Linked DNA regions of Homo sapiens: region 2 is linked to region 1. The links are chromatin contacts, found by Hi-C or POLR2A ChIA-PET in ENCODE. All regions are on one chromosome and are shown on one strand. Each heading gives the region's core, a stretch centred on a gene start or an enhancer-like site at or near the end of the contact. The rest is flanking DNA. Distances are from core to core; before and after follow the strand shown. Region 1 holds the start of LINC01082 (long intergenic non-protein coding RNA 1082). Region 2 overlaps FENDRR (FOXF1 adjacent non-coding developmental regulatory RNA).

Region 1 (6,101 bases), core at 2,145-4,644:
TTTTTCAGTGATTGAAGATTTTATTTAGTAATTAAAGGAAGAAAGTAGGAAGAAAACCTATGGACAATACTGTTTCCTGATGGCAGAATTTCCTCCGTATATCACCCTGCCAAATCACTGCGTCTGTGGTTTATTTTTTTCTAGCTTTTCTTATTATGGGGCGGCCACCCCATTTTTAAGAGTTATTGCTCTCCACACAATCAAGTATTTTCCTTTTGTTGCCTGAGTTAAATAGCGATCTGATAATCTGTAATTTATTGAGAATTGCAAGCCAGCACTTTGCCCATGTCTGCCCATGCTTTTGAGGACAGGGAAACTAGATCCAGAGAGGGCAAGCTACTTGCCTGAGCAAACATAGCTCGCAGGGGGCAGACACAGGATTTGAACCAGCTCTCAAGCCCCCAGCTGTGCTGCCCAGCCTCCGTGGCAGGGCAGGCGGCCGGCTGTCGGGAGGGCCTCGAGACCTTGAGTGGAGTGGCTTCCGGGCTGTTTATTGTTCCTGTGGCTCATGGTACAACCATCAACTTGATGTTTGAAGGGTGAGGGTGGGGGCACTTTGAAAGAGTGGAGGAAAGCATCCAGAGGGGTCTGCCTTTTAACAGACGCGATAGAAACCAGAGGGCAGCCAGGGTGGCTGAAAGGGTGGTGGGTGGCCAGCAAGCCAGCCAGGTGTTCGGTGCCACCCTCAGATGACATTGTATATAGGACACAGACTCAGCAGTGAGGCCTGGAGCTGTCTGTGGGAGAGCTGGTGGACCTGGCAATGCGTCCCCTTCCTGCGGGCATCTGCGGATCCTCTTCTGCTGGCTGGGGACAGGTCAGCTGGGCTGAGTCCTGGCTGCTGGGGACCGCACGATACTGCCCTCAGCCACCTCGCCATCCAGGCATTTGAGAACATGGACAGAGTTCTCAGATGGATTCCTGGAGCAAACGTTGCAGTCATGACCTGGTCAGTGAGAGGAATGAGCTTTGGGCAGGTGGGCAGCCAGCCCAGACCGCATGCACAGCACTCATGTTTGCCGGGCACGTCCAGCACTTTTCAGGGCCTATTTTATGCAATCCCAATAAAAAACCCATGAGGTAGGGACCATTGCTCTCCCCGGTTTATAGAAGAGCAAACTAAGGCTCAGAATGGTTCATTCACCCAGTTGGCAGTCTGGGGTGTGATCCCGGGCAGTGTGACCTGGGCTCTCGCTGCTGATGTTTATCTCCTGTTTTTCCAGCTCTGCCAGTGGACAGCCTGGCTTGAGCTCCTGACTCTGACACTTTGTCACTCTCCAGCAGCCTGGTCTTCAGCGATGGGCTGGCCTCTGTCTGCCTCAGTTTCCTCATCTACAAAGTGAAGCTAATAATAGTCCCTCCTCCTGGGTTGTTGTGGGGGTCAAATGAGTCTTTCCACGTATGATGGTATAACAGGAGTAGAAAACTCCTGGCATCTGGTAATAACTCCGTAAAGGTGGTTATTCATACAATTATTATTATTTACCTTCGAGCCTCATCTGTTATGTTCTCCCCTTGTGAAACTGAATCTTCCTTTCCTTCCATCTCCTCTGATGTGAAATGTAGATAATGACAGTCAGCATCAATGTCACTGAGTGGATGGGACACAGCACACAGAAAGCCATTGTTTCAAATCTAAGTCTCTGCAGAAACCTCTGGAGCAGCGCATTTTTATTCTAAATATTCATGCTGTCTCTAGATGCACTTCCTGGTCCTTATCTGGAGCATGATTCTCTCTGACAATAATCATGTAGCCAACATATTTAAAATTCAGCGTATTAGACAGCCTGGCAGTTGACACAACGAGGGATCTTTTTGTAAGTGCTGGTATTTAGTGGTGACACTGGGTGGAAATACTAAGAGAAGCTTAGCGGTTCTCTTGTTATAAAAGAAAAGGAAATTGCCTTCCGTTTAGGCTGAAGCAATTTTCGGACCGTGGGAAGGGGGCAGCTCAGTAGTGAGTTCTTTTTCAGATCATATTGGCTTAGGAGCTGTTACATCCAAGTTGTGACTTCAGAACAAAAGAAATTGAACTTGCGTTTTGCCAAGTTTAAGTTGGTGTCGCCTGGTTCCAACAGGTCCCAAGGAGAAGTGGTATTTGCATTTGGCCCCCGTGACCTCTGTGTTCCCCAACGGGGGCTGTGGTCCACAGTGGGAGGCTCAGGGGCTGGGGCAGGAGCAGAGAACATCCAGATGACCGTGCGTGCCGCCGTCCACTGGGCTTTCTCATTAACCCGTGGTCACACCGTCCAATTCGTCAAAGAAACCTGAAGCAAGGGGACGGACGGAACCGGCACATGCATGGGTGCAGGCGAATCCCTGGCTTTGCTAATTGGGGTTCTCTTCCCATCTCAGTTAGGTTCTGCCGTCTGAGCAGAAAAGCTAAGAGGGAAGCTGGGATTTTCCAGCCAAGCCTGCCTCACAGGCCCACGTGTGGTCACTCCTAAGCGTCTGGTGTAAACAAGAGTCATTGTCTATTTGGTGGTGGGATTCCTTCTCAGAAAGCTTGCTGTGGTGTCACTAGGGAAGCTGGAGGGAATTTAAGCCCCTCCAAAATCGAGCTGCAGATGTTGTCTTGAACTGGGCGCTGCTGTTCCTTTGCTGGGAAAGGTTTTCTTCCTTGAGCGGCTGATCTCTTCCTTCATCAGAATTACCAAGGTTCTGGTCAGCCAGGTCCTCTCCAAAACCACAGCCATTTTCAGGAGACAAAAGCAGCCTCGGTTTATAAGGCACCACTGAATGGCTTCATGGCATGCTTGGGAATTACAAATGTCAAATCAAACAACATGAAATTGTGCCCTTCTTTTGTGTGCGTTCATTAGAAGGACTTGGAAAACCAAATCATGATGTATCGGTATTTGTTTTTTATACAGAAACAATATTGAAAAAAAGGCCCCTCGATGAATTCGTAAATTAAGGCAAGGAGATGCTTACTTGAAATGTTGAAAGCCCCCACAGATCTAATACTCCAAACCAAAAATTATATGCAGCACTGATAGCAGATGTTTTCGTCCTATCTAAATATGAAAAAGTATTATATGTTATGTTGACATTTAGGCTAAATCTTTCCCTTATAAGGTGTTTGACATAAATAGCTTTTGTTATGTAACTCTTCAATAGAAGGCATACACACACATTTCTTAAAGGTCCCAGCTGCTATTGTTATCACTGGAGGCATAAAATTGGAATCCTAACTTCCAATATCAAATTTGAGCACAAACCCTATAAAATGTATCTTGTCAGAATGTGCCAGAACCGCTAAGCTCTTTTCGGCGGAACAAATTGCAGCTGGTGTCCTTAAAGGTCGAGAATCAAACTTGCTGTATCCTCAGGGTTTAGGCAGCAAATTGGTCCCAGTTTTCACCCTGCCGCAGGGCTGGCTGGGGAGGGCAGCGGTTTAGATTAGCCGTGGCCTAGGCCGTTTGACGGGGTGACACGAGCCTGCAGGGCCGAGTCCAAGGCCCGGAGATAGGACCAACCGTCAGGAATGCGAGGAATGTTTTTCTTCGGACTCTATCGAGGCACACAGACAGACCATGGGGATTCTGTCTACAGTGACAGCCTTAACATTTGCCAGAGCCCTGGACGGCTGCAGAAATGGCATTGCCCACCCTGCAAGTGAGAAGGTAACGTTTATTTTTGTATTTTTTTCTCTGTCTCCCATATACAGACTGTAGAAAGACCACCAAGAGCGGACCATTTTTTTTTTTTCCCACCATGATGTACAATTCACATTTGTTAATAAAAAAAAAGTGCCCGAGGTCATCCACCTAGACTTTTTTTTTCTTAAACAGGAAACGGGTTTCAGATGTTTATATGTTGAAAAGTAAGGCTACTAATCCGTTTAGCCATTTCACAGGCCCTGGCTCACTCTCTCGTACCTTTTCATGTTCAGACCCCATAGAACGACATTAATTTTTATCCCTCTTGTTATTTAGAATTAAAAAAAAAAGACAAAAACAGAAAAACACTTTCAATAGCCACCTGCTTTTTTGGGACAGCTCCAGTGGAGGTTAAAATAAATGAATCCGCTGGTTTCATTCAATTGTGCTCTTAGCTGCGAGGGTGCTGTGCGGTGGGTTTGAGTGTTCAACACTCTTCAGCAATTCCTTAAAATAGAGCGTGGTCTCGTGTATTTTCGTGTGTCTGTATCCACAAGCGGATCTCCGTTGAAGCAACATATTTAGATGAACACTTAAGGTTCACAAACGCACATACTTATTCCGTCTATAGCAAGGGTGGGAATTGGTCTCTTCCGTACTTTTCTTTCATTTTTCTGGGGGGTCAGTGTGATGTTTTCCACGTTTCTTCTTGATGTTCGGCTGTGCCAGGTAACAGAGAAAAGGCATTTCCCAGGGAGCCGATGATCGCTTGAAAGGGCTTCAACTTGATGCTTGGAAATAAAAAATTTTGTTTTATTTCTGCCATTTTTTTCCTCATCCCAGGACCAGTAATTTTAAACAGTTGTCACTGGTGCAAACGTTTCCCTGTTTAGTGTGGCAAATCAATGCATTTTTACCCTGTTGGGGAGGTTTACATATTCATAGTCCAGGGAGAAAAGAGCACAACAAACGGGAATTGTGGATGCTTTTTAAGTGAATTTGTTAGTATTCAAATCATTGGCGTAAAAGACTATTTTAAACATAGAGTTCAAAGCAGAAGGAATAATATTATTTCCTAAAACTGGATCAAATGGTTCCCCCTTTTTAACCCACCTCTGCTTGACCAAACGCTTTATGTTTACCGATCTTGCAAGGGTGCAAAAGAACTATTCTTGAAGAATTTCGTCAGGGAGAGAAAACCAGCTAAGTTGAAAGGAGCTCTTAAAATTTCAGCATCAGTATTTTCAGGATCAGTAAAAAAGTTACTTTCAGGATCATTAAAAAGTTATTTGCGAAAATTAAACATAGACAAAGAATCATCTTTTACTTCACTATAAGAATCCTCCCCTCACCCTCGTGTGTGTGTGTGTGTGTGTGTGTGTGTGTAGAGAGAGAGTTCTATGAGGCACAAGATACATTTTCTTGCTTTTTCATCAGAGTACCAGAAGCGGCTGGAGAAAAGATTAGTACAAGTGTAAAAATGGATATGTTAATAAATGTCCAAACTCCTTTAAATGGAGGTGAGATGGATATGATAAAACAAATTTTAAAATATATGTTTTTGTTTTGTTTTTTTAATCAAACAAAAAGGCCATTTTTAGTGTATAGGGGCATGTTTTAATTCGGCATTCAAATTATGCCAGGCATAGGTGTCAGGGACTCCCCGTGGAAACCCAGTGACAAAACAATAACACCATCACCTGCGTTGAAATGTGAGCAAAAATAATAGAGTGGTTATCTCGAGAAAGCGGCTCCTGAAAAATGTCTCCCTTAACATGGAAGCACCCGGCAGAGGCTGATCTGTGGGGCTGGGGAGAAATGGAGCAATCGCCAACACTCCAGGCTCGTCTGTGAACCCCAAATTCCATTAAGAAAAGAAACTGCTTAGCAAGACCCTTTTGAAAGCCCCGGGGTGCTAAAGGAGCAGAAGGAAAGCCCGGCTTAGCATCCACACGGCCACCAAAGCTCGGAGGGCAGAGACTGCCGGGAGGAACTGATCTGATGAGAGGATCCATGAGAGAGCAGGGCAACTGCACTAAGTGCCCATTTCTCCAACACGGACAGGGCACCGGGGAGCTTGGCTAACATGGTCACTCAGCCTTCCTTTGTGGAATCACAGGACAGGAGCCTGCTTTGGGCCAGCATTTACAAAAACTGTCTTTTTTGGCCCCTGGACCCTGATGAATAGAAAAACGCTGCAGTCTGCAAACCCACTGCAATCGCCGCGTCAGCTCAGAGCCGAGATGCTTCCCAAATGAACACCTGGATGGTGTAAATCACCCTGACAGTAAACACTTCAGGCCAGGACGCAGGCTGCAGGCGGGGTGGGGTGGCATCCTCCCACCCAGCTGGGGTCCATAAACCAGGCACTGGCCCTGCGCTAATAAATGCTCCTTTCACAGCAAAAGACCCCTCCTCCCGGGCTGGGATCACGGTCCCGGTAGAGAGGGTGCTCAGATAACCGACAGCGTTTCTCCCACCCTCATCACTGTCCGACTT
Region 2 (6,805 bases), core at 432-2,931, 300 kb after region 1:
AACGAGGTGCCCGATAACTGTGACTTAGGCGCACTTTATTCTGTCTTGGTCGTTTTTATTTGGGAGGGAGATGTGTTAGGGACTTGCTGTATCCGGTGGAAACTATGATGCTGCTATTCTCAAAAATGCACCTACACACCTAGTTTGCACCTTCCACTTCAATATCCTTTGATCTGGAGATAAAAACACAGCCTTTCGCCTTCCCCATGCTTGACCCACTCTGTTACCCAAGGCCCTGGAAGCAGCCCCCAGGCTGACCCTTGATGGGGGGCAGCAACCTCCCGGCCCCCAATCAAGGGGTCTGCTGCTCTCCTCTGAGGTGGCAGAGGAGAGAAAGTGGGACAAAGTCCTCAAAGAAATGCCTCATCCCCAAGTAACTCACTCCCTAGGCTGTGAGCATTATCGCTACGTCAACTTTGGAGGAGTTGGAAGGAACCACCCTCAGAACAACTCTCCTTCCATGGGGGAGAAAGTTTACAAGCAAAACTTTAATTTGGTCCAGTAATTATCTATCTCTCGATGTCCCCTCTTCCTTGTGAAGTGTTGTTTCCTGGGATCGACTGACTTCTTTACCGCCGGGGTGCTAATCTGATTACCAGGCTGGTGAGCTCGGCCTTCAAAGCGTGTGTGAAGCAGTGTCGGTCTTCTTTGTAGTAACGGGGAAAGCAGAGATTCACAACAGGGCTTGGGGGATGGCGCCCCAGCGGTGCCAGGAGGTCCATCTCTCCAGGTGGAAAACCCAGGCCGGGTGTTCTCTGGGCCCTGCCTTCCACCTGCAGGCGGGCGGGGGTCCAATGAACCCACACCCAGGCTGAACTGGCCAGAAAGGGAGGGAACAGCATCTACACAAGCAGACTATGGCGACCACCAGAGAAAATAGGGCGGACAACCCAAATCTCCCCAGTCAAAGTTCCTCTAGGAAAAGATTAGACACGGCTCCGAAAGTTCCACTGGGCTAGACGCCCGCCGAGTCTCCGTTTCACCTTGTCTGTGGAGACGCAGCTATGCGGTGTCTGATAAGTGGACCGGACCTGGAAGCGCCGGGCTGTGGTCGCCCAAAGGCGTGGTGCCCGCATCAGCCTGGCTGCCCTGACCCAGGAAACACCGACCCTGTCCCAGGGCCACAGACACGGCCCAGGTCACCAGCCTCGTGGGTCAGTCTCTCTCCCGCTGCTGCAAGTCGGGCTGTCTCTCCTGCTGGCCGTTCTCCTCTAACCAAAGCAAAGGAGGGCAGCACCGCCAGGGTCCTTGCCTATCCACGGAGGAAAAGACGGCAGTGGGATCCGGAAAAGGGGGAGAGAAAAAAAAGTTCTCTCGGGATGGAAGGACTTGATAGGGCCTTTAGAAAATCTAATTGCTTAGCCCCAGAAAAAAAAAAAAGGCAGCCGGCCAGGAAATAATGTCAAAATCCGGGCTAATTATATTATTAAAAACAAAGAAAAAAACGAAAATGAAAAGGAGCAGAGCGGTGAAGGGGATAAGGGAGACTGAGTTCTAGCCGCATCCGAGTGTCCCGGAAGCGTTATCTGAGTGCTCCTTAAAAAAAAAGGAGCTGCGGGACTTAAATTAGGGTTTTTCTTATCCACAAACCTGATTGCGCTACCGAGGGTTGGTGGGGGGAACGAGGTGAGGGGGCTGATTGCAAACAGAGGGTTCTCGATTTGGAGAAAGTTAGAGAGGCGGGCAGGGCAATTTCACCCAGTTAGAGGAGGTGGGGGGGAGAAGGTTTCTGCTGGAGGTCCCAGAGCGGCCCAGAGCGCGCTCCCTTTGATTGGGCCTGGGACCAGAGCGCGGCGAGTCTCCGGCGGCCGCGGCGCGATCGGCTGGCTGTTTGTAATTCCATCCTTTTTTCATTAACATAAACACCACTTGAACAAAAATATACACGGCCACCTACTTCGTCGGGAAAGACAGTCCAGCGCCCACCGGCCCGTGCTCGCCCGCCTGCCGAGCCCCGAGTCCCGGCAACGCGCCCCGGGTGCTCCGGTCCACTCGGCACACGCCGCGCGCGGGGCTCGGCCGAGGTGGCTTCGGGTGGCTCTGAAGCCTCGGTCTTCCCGGCTCCCAGGACGCCCCCCCCGCCCCCGCCCCTCCATTCAGCCTGTCATCTCGGCCCTCCGCCGCCTCCGGAGCCCCGACGGAGGTGCTGAGTTGTCAACGCAAATTCCTAGTTAAGCCACTTGTTGATAAACCCTCTAGGCAAATTGGTTCCGTCTTTACCTGCCCGCCCCGCCCCCGCCCCCGGCCCCAGCCGGCGCGCCCCTAATTGCTGGAGGAGCTCGACGCCGGCGGCGGCCTCTGCAGCGAGCTAATTGAGTTGGAACCCGAGCGGTCTTCGTTAAGCCGGACGCAAGGCGGGGACGGGGGAAGGGGGCGGGAGGTGAGACGCAGCCTGGGACCTCCGGCCTGGGGTTGGAGGCCCACGCTTGCTGGGGTGGGCTTTTGGTGGAGGAAGAGCAATCATGCGGAGGGCTCTGCCGCCGGGTTAAGTGGACGCAGCGACTATCTGGCGGTTCTCGGGGGTCTGCGTTCCCTGGTTCACAACCACCCCACCCCCACGCGCCTGTGCACATGTCCCTCCCGCCGCGCAGGGTCTCCGCGGGCGCGCCCCGCCCCAAATAGAGCTTACTACAGTAACCCGGGAGTCTCACATCTGCGCGTCCCCCACCCGCCCACCCCCGCACCGCCTGTACCCCAATTTCGGCCCGCACCCGACCAAATTTTAAAAATTGGGAGGGTTTTGGGGACTGCAATGGAAAATCAGCTGGCCCCGGCCCCAGACTCCGTCTACACTGGCACAGACAGGTGGAGTACAAAGCCGGCTTCCTGGATGATTCAGGCCCCAAATCGTAGGTAGAAATGTGCAAGTAATGGACCTTCGATCTGCTTTCCCTCCCTTAGCACATAATCCGTAGTATTCGCTGTTTCCCGTTGCCCCTATAGACACGCCCCAACCAATCTCGCACTGTAAGTGCATTTCTTGGGTTTTCCGGGGAAAAGCACGGTTCCAGCACCCCAGATTCGTCTACCTTGGATTCCGACCCAGGCGTCACCCTCTAGCGGCAATCTCAGTTGCATCCAGAGAACAGCGCCGAGGCCTCCCACTCCCAACCGTCTCCCCTCCTGGCTGGGGCGGGCAGGGGTTGGGGTTTGAGTATGATCCTGATACCCGGGGCCTGGGCAGTTTTACCACCGCCCAAGGGGCAGTCCCGGCGGGAGACGCGCGGGGCCTGGGTTTCCAGAAGGTGCCTCCCCAAGGGGGCGGGCCCCGGGTGCACCCCGGTGCCCCGAGGCCCCCCAGCCTGAAGGCAGGCCGAATCCGCCCTTGACCAAGTCGAGGCCAAGCGAGTGCGAAAAAGGCGTGTATGAGGGGCCCCAAGACCTTTTCCCAGCCTGAAAAGTTTTCGGCGTTGCAGCTCTGGCGTTCCTGGACCCCGGGCGCTCAGGCGCGCACCCCTCCCCTGGGCTGGTGAAGGTATAATAAACACGGCGTTCACGCCGGCAGGACCCATCATTAGCCCAAACCGCGGTGGAAAGGAGCGCTCGGTTGCAGAGCTAGAACAGCAGTTACCAGCCGGGGCTGCCTGGCACCCTCCCGCCGCCGCCGGCGCCTTCCTGGCCGCCGAGCTGCCTCGCAGCCAGGTCCCAATGCCGACCCCAAGGCGTGCCGCCCCTGGAACCCGCGGGGGTCCCAGGTCCACGCCAAAAGAAACGCGCTCTGCTTCTCCCGGGCGTCAGATGCACCGCCTCGGCCGGACGCCAGCCCTGGACAAATTTTTCCGGGAAGGCGACGTAAAGAATGTCAGACTTGCAAAACCAGAGTGCGCCTCGGTTGCTTAAAATGGAGAGAGAGAGAGAGAGAGAGAAGTCAGGGGCAGGTGGGCAGCGGTGGAGGGGCGGCTGCCCTGGAGTCACGGACTTCAGCAGAGGCGGCTTAGCAAAAAACGCAGAAAAACGTGGGGGCGGCAGCGGAGGGAGTGTTGGACGCTTACCGCTGGTCTCACAAAAGAATGAATTTGATTCCTAATTAAGTTAGTTTTCATGGTGCATTAAATGGATCTCAGCTCAATTTTGGGAAAAAAAACAATGACCCCACTGAGAGAAAGCTTCGCCTGCAGCTGCCAGTGGGAACGAAGTGGTTTTCAAACCCTAAGGGAGGTGGGAGGAGAGGCCAGATAAAAGGATCAATGCTGACCTTGGGTATATAACAAAATATTTAAAATATGTTGCGGTTTATGCTTTTTTAAATAGCGGGTCTTATACATCTACCCATGTCAGGGATAGAATTTTTGCAGGTAATTAATTGCTAACTATTAGGAAAAAATCCCCAGGATGAGAATTAATTGGCACTGGGGTAGAGAAATGCAGAGCACATATGAAAACCAAGTGAACCACAGAAATTCCTTTTAAAAAGGAATAGGCGCTAGGATCTCTGTGTGATCAAATTGGTTAAAGATTTGGTGTATTGCAAACATTGAGAAAATACGTTTCAAAATAAAAGGACTATGAACTTTGAGTGGTTACTTTATGTTTTCGCCTCCATTTGATTTTTAAATTCTAGAGGGTAGAAAGCTTGCTGGCTGGTAACAAGGTGAGCACTGAGTGGCAAGGTGAGAGGCAAAAATAATCATCGCTAAGACGGGGATAACGCGCTTGTTATTTACATTGCTAGGAGCGCTCCAACCCTTAGGCTGAGGAGCAGAGGAGCAGTCTCTATGACACCCCAGGTAGAGACAGTGCCTGGGCCAGTCAGGGCCCCCTACTCCAAGGAATTCTCCTGGGAGGTCTGCTTTGCAGAATGGGGGACAGGGGCCCCTCTGACCTCCAAGGAGCTAAGTCCAAGCGGCTCTAAGGGCCCCGCTTTGCTCGAAGTCCTCCTGCTCCAATTCCTTGACTTGAAAAGAGCCTTCAATAAGGATTCTCCCTGAACACCCAGGGAGGGGCAAAGGGCGAATGAGCGCCTCCCCCAACCCCGCAGCAAAACAGCAACAGACAGTGCTGACGTTGAGGGGATGTTCAGGACAAAACCCCCACCCCTCACCCTCCCTGTCATTTCTCAGAAACTGGACTGTAGGGGGCTGAAGGCTGGGAAGTGGGGGTGGGAGCTGGTGGGGCCTCCCCAGGAGGCCTCAGATTTCCCCTGCTTTCCCCGGGGAGGTGGTCCCAGGCAGGACCCCAGGCTAGAAGCTGTTGTTTTGTTATTAGGTGTTGTGGGAAGCTGGGGAAGGGGGATGCAAGGGCTTTCAAACCTGCCTTAACGTTGCCAGAGCCTCCAAGTAGATGAGGACATTTCCCCTCCCCGCTTCCAGCCTCCCCGCCAACCCCGTGCTTTTCCTGGGCTTGCCAATGGCAGCCCAGAGTCCAGATGCCACAGGGGTCTGCACTGTCGACTTTGGGAGAAGGGAGGGAAGTGCCTTAAAATCGATCCAGCGTTTATTGGGCCCTTACTGTTTGCCTCTGTGCTGCACCTTGCTTTCCTGTCTGTGAAATGGGCTTCAGAACAGCAACTGCACAAATAACAGCAATGCCTCAGCACAGTGCTTGCACACTGCGGGTGCTCAGCCGTTCTCTAATTGTAACAGCATTATCTTTCCATTTAGTCTTCATGGCTGCCCTAGAGCACAGGGACTGTTATTCTTGCCATCCTGCAAAAGAGAAAGGGGGCTCAGAGAGGTCAAGAAGCTGCCCAGGGGCCACAGAGCAGATGGGGCAGCGAGGTGGGATTCTGACCCAGTTCTGGGGCAGCCACTACAATGCGGTGGGGACCCCTTAATGAGGGGCTCTGTCGACTGCAGAGGGTGACTGGGGACCAAGCCCAGCCATGAGAGGATGGGGGCTACATCTGAGACTGTGTCACCGTCTGGATGTTGAGAAGTCATTCTGAGTTCTCCAAGGGCTCAAGGAGGCCGCTGGTTGACCCCCAGGCTCCTCCCAGAGCCCAGAGGGGAAGGTGCTCATTCACCAGCACGCAAGAGCTTAGACTCCCCACTTCTGCTCATGCCTGGCCCTGACCCTAAACTGCCAGGCTTGAAGGGGCTCTGCACCCCCAACAATAACAACCACAGCTAACAATTGCTAACTAATTTAATCAGCTCAGCCACCCAGAAAGGAGGTGCTGTCATTGTTCTTGTTTTGCAGATGAGGAAAACGAAGCACAGAGAGACAAAGCCACCAGCCCATGTCCCCATGTCACACAGCAGTGGAGCGGAGTCTTAGCCAGGTGGGACCCACACTCCCAATCACTAATAGCTATATTTGTTTGTTTAACAATTCGGCCATGGTTTGAGTTTACGGTGCCCATCCCCCCACCCCCACCCCTGCCAGACCCTGCAGGACGCACTTCAGGTGTTCCTTCCCTGGTCCTCATGTCAGCTCTGTGGATGGGGACTGAGGCACCGAGAGATTTAAATCATTTGCTCAAGGCCAGAGCTAATGCCAGGGTCAGGACGGAACCCTTCTCCACCTCTGGGACCCTTCCTGCATTAGCGGGGTTTTAAACTCAGAGCTGAGAATGGGGGCCTCTGGAGTGGGGCTCTGGCCACCCCAAACCCCACTTCTTCCTCAGGGTACTTCCCTGCAGCCAACCAAGGAAATCCATCCATGTGAATGGAATCTGTGTATGCGTGTGCTTGTATTGTGCGCTCTCTGTGTGTGCATTTGTGTGTTCTCTGTGTGTGCGTGTGTGTGCATTTGTGTGTCCTGTGTGTGTTCTGTGTGTGCCTGTGTGTGTATTTGTTTTCTGTGTGTATTTGTGTGCTCTGTCTGTGTGAGGTGTGTGTGTGCACGTGTTGTGTGTATGTGCCTG

The links. Hi-C counts contacts between places; a loop is a spot of excess contacts on that map. ChIA-PET counts read pairs that join two places held with the same protein, here RNA polymerase II (POLR2A). Pooled maps may share reads with other maps.
Region 2: a map of sigmoid colon shows a loop between it and region 1 (11-fold over the local background). The contact joins the enhancer-like site here to the promoter of LINC01082 in region 1. A Hi-C loop is called at or near these places in 1 of 168 maps with a recorded cell type or tissue (sigmoid colon), 1 of 37 single-sample maps with no recorded cell type and 2 of 50 pooled maps. POLR2A ChIA-PET finds 5 or more read pairs at or near these places in 1 of 52 experiments (AG04450).

What each region holds. Positions count from the first base shown.
Region 1 is chr16:86,192,787-86,198,887 of GRCh38, forward strand. It overlaps LINC01082 (long intergenic non-protein coding RNA 1082), which reads left to right and starts at 3,395. Exons shown (of 2, transcript NR_103859.1): 1 at 3,395-3,626. It overlaps LOC124903743 (a long non-coding RNA gene), which reads right to left. Exons shown (of 2, transcript XR_007065164.1): 2 at 1-4,393.
Region 2 is chr16:86,495,395-86,502,199 of GRCh38, forward strand. The region is part of intron 1 of FENDRR (FOXF1 adjacent non-coding developmental regulatory RNA); the gene reads right to left. Among named protein-coding and RNA genes, the nearest start is that of FENDRR, 10 kb to the right of the region's middle. RefSeq lists enhancers at 2,905-3,529, 5,107-5,663. Within about 2 kb of position 1,682, at least 2 of the 41 ENCODE cell types and tissues checked have a DNase peak (open chromatin) inside an H3K27ac peak, as active enhancers do; they include sigmoid colon, where a contact is called at or near this core.